Linked DNA regions of Mus musculus: region 2 is linked to region 1. A link is a contact called in ENCODE Hi-C or POLR2A ChIA-PET data. All regions are on one chromosome and are shown on one strand. Each heading gives the region's core, a stretch centred on a gene start or an enhancer-like site at or near the end of the contact. The rest is flanking DNA. Distances are from core to core; before and after follow the strand shown. Region 1 holds the start of Zfp946 (zinc finger protein 946). Region 2 holds the start of Zfp943 (zinc finger prtoein 943).

Region 1 (2,546 bases), core at 31-2,530:
TAGCTGAATACAAAATTAAAGCTATTAAATCAATAGGTTTCCTATATACAAATGACAAAGGGACTAAGGGAAAAAATTAGGAAAGCAACACCTTTCACAATAGCCTCAAAAAAAAAAAAAAAAAAAAAAAAGAGTATGTTGGTGTTAACTTTAACCAAACCAGTATATGACCTGTATGATACAACTTCAAGTCTTTGAAGAAAGGAAATTGAAGAAGACAATTAGGAAGTAGAATGGCTATTCTACCAAAAGCAGTCTACATATTCAACACATTCTTTATCCAAATTCCAGCCTGTATCTTACAGACCAGAGTGATAAAGTGATGTGCTAGGCACAAATGTCCTTCCCCTTGAAAATCCATTCATTTCTATGTTCATTTTCCTTACCATCCTGATCCTGACCATGAATCCCCTGTGCTTGAAATTTTAAATAATGCAAACTCACCACATTTTATTTTTTCCTGGCTATCAAGATTCTGTTGTGCTATCATTATATTTTCACTTACACAAATTGGGTCTTATGCTGATGTTTTCATTCATATTATGGTTGCTATGCTATTTACAGAGAAATATTCGGGAAAAGTATTTGCATTACCTAGTCTCTTTGCTATTGTGGCCAGGACAATGCTCCTGGAGTTTAACTTTATTCATGCTTTCCAAGTGCCCTGTTCTACCACTTGCAGTTTCTACCAAGTGTCCTTTACCCCTGCAGCTCCCCCGTGAGCTTGCACAGCTCTCCTCTTATTATTATCTGTCCCATACGTTTTTATCCACATTTTCATATGATTAGTCTTTCTTGTATTTCACATGTTTTAAGACTGGCTTTGGGAAGAAGCCAGGCTTTTTTACTTACTTTTAGTATTTTGTGTAGGGAATGGAAGGAAAGAAATCAGAATTGTGGGTATTGGTTGCCATTTGCTGAGCGTTTTTAAAAGCTCAGAAGGCTTGTATCTTAACTTCTTAGTTAGGCTGCCCATCTTTTATCTGAGGGGTTCAGAACTCAATTGGGACTCAGATATTGGGGTGCAGCGTCCTTACTTATCCTGTTCTGGTGTGAAAGCATATCGGAGGCTGTGCAGAGCAGGTCTAGGGCAGCCTGGCTGCTGGAGCTTTGTAGCAGGCTGCTTGAGACTGAGTGGGAGGGGCCGGAACCTCCCTGGGGCGTGGGTACTTGTCGGGCGGGGAGGGGGCCAGCAAAAAGAAAAAACCAGAGGGTCTAGGAAAGTAATTACGGAAAAGAAAGCGCCTGGCTTGAAGTGTTTGGGGGGAACCACGTGACCGGAACCGGGGCCGTAGTGGGCGGGTCTAGGAGAGCAGCTCCAAAGATCAAGTCAGATAGGAAAATTCACCATTCCCTTAGGTACTTAAGTGAACAACTTGTTCTCTAACCGGGGGCTGGTTTTCCTGTCCTGGTTATTTCTGGACCTAGGGAAAACTCGGGCCTGGAAGAGTCAGCCGTCAGCTGTGCAGCGGCGGACACCGCAGCCCCGCGGCCCTGGAACCTCCCAGGTCAGAGGCGCTGCGGGGCTGGAAAACGGGCGGGAGCCGAGGTGGGGGTAAGGGGGGGGGGGGGGATGGTTTCCCTGGACGCTGCTCTCCCAATTCTGTTGTGGATATCTTACGGTTGTCAGGAAGTTTGAGATCCTGTGAACTGGGATTTATCGTGATTTTTTTCATTCATCGTACATTTACCAGAATATTCAGTCATAAAATTACCCATAAAATATCTGGTAGAGCAGTTGCATTATTATATGCTGTTAGTTATTGTAACAGTTCCTGGAATGTAAATTCATTCATGCTTTCTAACTGCCTCGTTTTACTAATTGCTTATTCAAGAGAACGCCTTTGGCTCTGGTTAATAGGTATCCTCCAAGAGCTTTGTATATAATTGTCATATGAGGAAACGGTACAGATTTTTTTTTGAACCAGGAAGTGTTGGAAGCCGACCGCGGCTCACATGAACCGGATTTCACCTGGAAGCCAAGCTGGGGCTGAAAAGAGAGGGGAACTAGGCGGTGGAGAGAAAAATGGAGCTAAGTCAAGATTCCTGATCAAAGCTCAAATGTTTAATGGCAAATGCGCTTATAAAGGGGGGGGGGGGTGTGGTGGGGGTGGGGGAGGCCCATTCCCGCCAGTTCATCCTTGGAGCCTGGAACCAGCTGCAGGAATAGTCTCCGTCCCAGCTGGTAGCAGCAGTGGCTGAACAATAGAGTGATCTAGGTAGGAAGGCTCTACCCAAGGTAATCTCCTTAGTGGCAGCAAGTTCAAGGTCTGGCTTAGCCTGCTTCAGGCTGGGGGGAGGTTACTAGAAAGTAGACCGTATGGAGCACTACAGTTATTGCAGTAAACATTAACATTTATTAAGCATACTTTTTATTGCCCATGAATTATTCATCTGAGATGTATGCAGTTTAGGATGTAAGTAAAGCATTGAGAAATGGGTCCGTTTACAGGAAGCCTACAGCCAATATCAAATTAAATGAAGAGAAATTCAAAGCAATTGCAATAAAATCAGGAACAAACTAGGCCATTCACTTTCTCCACGAT
Region 2 (2,546 bases), core at 18-2,517, 460 kb before region 1:
TTCAGTCTGGACTCTTCAAGTGGCCTCTGGTTGTTTTCTGGTTCATACTGTAAAACCCAAAAATACCGTGTAAGCACCACCTTCGCAAGAACCAGGTACCTTCTTGGAATGCTGGGAGTTTTAGTTCTTGAGAAAATTGCAAAACCTCATGCATGGGAAAGTATGGTGGCCTATAGGTTTGTCTTTATAAAGCTCTGGAGCATGTGACCAAAGTCCATCTCTTGGTTAGTATTTAACAACCCTTACTCAAATGGTGGAATTGTTTGTTTGTTTGTTTTCTCCAGCTAATCTGAGCATTATCATGACCTACAATTAACCTTCTCCTCAGCCACACCTTTGGACAGTCATCATCTCATTTTCATTCAGCCGTAAGGTGTGATGTTAATAACTAAGCATATGAAGACACATGTCTGAATGCTGTATTTACATCAAAGAGAGCATGCATCTAAGATGGAACTCTAACGGGGAGCAAAACTTTGGTCAGTAAAACTTAATGTTTACAGTCATAATTTTGGTGCTTCGTAATGTATATTTTCTGATTCACTCAAATGTGTACTGGTTCCTCATAAGACTAATATCTACAAAGCTCTCTGGGAATGCCTATTTCCCAGGCCAGAGGCCACTCTCTCCTGAGTAGGCAAATGATGGGTCAAGGGAGTTAAGAAATCTAAGTTCGAGAAGCTTTGTAACTGCTGTAACAAAGAGAACCCCGTGTGCAAACTACAGTACTGCAAATGTTCTACGACACTATTTTCGGAAACCATTCTGGTAACCATAAGATAAATGAAACAAACAAACAAACAAACAAACAAACCACGATACACCCAGTTCATAGGATCTCAAACCTCCTGACAATGATAAAAATCCACAGCAGAATTGTGAGCGCGGCGTCCTTAAGAGCAACTGCAGAAAACAAGCCCCTGCTCCGCTCCAGCCCATTTCCCAGCCCCGCAGCTCCTCTGACCTGCAAGGTTCCAGGGCCGCCGGGCTGCGGTGCCCGCGGCTGCGCGGCTGATGGCTGACTCTCCCAGGTCAGCACAGGAAACCGCATCTGAGGAGAGTTTACGGCCTTCGAAAAGAACCAGGCCAGGGTAAGTCGCCCGCAGTGGGAGTAGAGACAACTTGGCTCCAACAGGTACCTAAGGGGACGCGGTTCCCAGTCTCTGGCCACGATCTTTGGAGCGGCTCCCCTAGCCCCGCCCAGGACACCACGGTTCCGGTCACGTGACAGCGCTAACGCCTTCAGGCCCGCCGCTTTCACTTCCTTAATTACGTTGGTAGAGTCCGTCCAGCTGCGTTCTCTTCTAGGTCGCCAGCTCCAAATGTCCAGGCCAGAATGACGTGAAAAGCCACCATTCCCCTTGCTACCTGTGTAATCCATGTGTACTCGAACTGAGCGCTGGTTTTTCGGCCCCAGTTTCCTCCGGAAACCGGAAAGCTCCTCAGACGCAGTTTCCTGGCTGCGGACCTGGGAGAGTCAGCAGCGCAGCGGCGGGCACCGCAGCCCGGTGGCCCCGGAAGGTCCCAGGTCAGAGGCGCTGCGGGGCTGGGAAACGGGAGGGAGCGGAGCAGCGGGGTGTTTTACGCAGCTGCTTTTATGGATGCCGCTCTCACAGTTCTGTTATCTTACCGTTGTCGGGAAATTGAGATCCTGTGAACTGGGGGTCTATCATGATTTTTTTTTTCATTTATCCTCCAGTTATCAGAATATTCAGTTGTAAAATAACTCATTAAAAATGATAGAGCAGTTGCATTATCTGCTGTTTGCTATTGTGTCAATCACAAAGCATACGGGACGTAAATGTATTCATGTTTCTAACACCCGTGTTTTACTAATTGCTTATTCAAGAGAATACCTTTTACTTCGCTAAATAGAACTTTGTATTTATACTAACCATATGAAGAACCAGTACAGATTCTTTTTTTTTTTGAACGAGAAAATATACTTTATGTTATGCTATGGTTGTGATTGTAAACATTAATATTTACTAAGTAGACTTTAGTGTTGTATGCAGTTTCGGATGTAAATAAAGCATTCAGAAGTGCGTCTTCATATGCTGAGTTCTTATGGTACACCTTAGGGCCAGGCAAGCTCACTATTGCTATGTGAGTGTATCAGACCACTCTATTGTTATGATTAGAAAACCCAGTATAGATTAAAGTTTTAGAAAGCATCTTTTGTACAACTACGATCACTCTCCTGTATCAGAAAAAAGATCTCTGTGGTTGAAGAAAAGCGCTCTGCACCTACATATGTGGCCAAGCTTTTTTTTTTTTTTTTTTTTTTTTTTTTTTTTTTATTGTAGGGTTTGTTATCATCAAGTCCTGTGGTTGTGGACATCCTGTAGGAGTGGGAATGCTTAGACTCTGCTGACAGGGATTTTTGCAGAGATCTCCCTTTGGACAAGTGTAGCAGTCTGGTTTCTATGGGAGACAATAGTTTTCTTGCAGTCTCTCCAGCTTTCTTTTCAGGATTCCTGGGAGAATGACTCTCTTTGTGTCTGAGCTATGTGTGAATGAGACTCACATCTCACATAGTTAAATGA

Evidence for each region. Hi-C counts contacts between places; a loop is a spot of excess contacts on that map. ChIA-PET counts read pairs that join two places held with the same protein, here RNA polymerase II (POLR2A).
Region 2: a map of heart shows a loop between it and region 1 (2.3-fold over the local background). The contact joins the promoter of Zfp943 here to the promoter of Zfp946 in region 1. A Hi-C loop is called at or near these places in 2 of 37 maps with a recorded cell type or tissue (T-helper 17 cell and heart). POLR2A ChIA-PET finds 5 or more read pairs at or near these places in 1 of 5 experiments (embryonic stem cell).

What each region holds. Positions count from the first base shown.
Region 1 is chr17:22,422,922-22,425,467 of GRCm38, forward strand. It overlaps Zfp946 (zinc finger protein 946), which reads left to right and starts at 1,281. Exons shown (of 7, transcript NM_198003.3): 1 at 1,281-1,508.
Region 2 is chr17:21,961,292-21,963,837 of GRCm38, forward strand. It overlaps Zfp943 (zinc finger prtoein 943), which reads left to right and starts at 1,268. Exons shown (of 4, transcript NM_001025373.2): 1 at 1,268-1,528. It overlaps Zfp942 (zinc finger protein 942), which reads right to left and starts at 1,173. Exons shown (of 6, transcript NM_001199048.1): 1 at 965-1,173.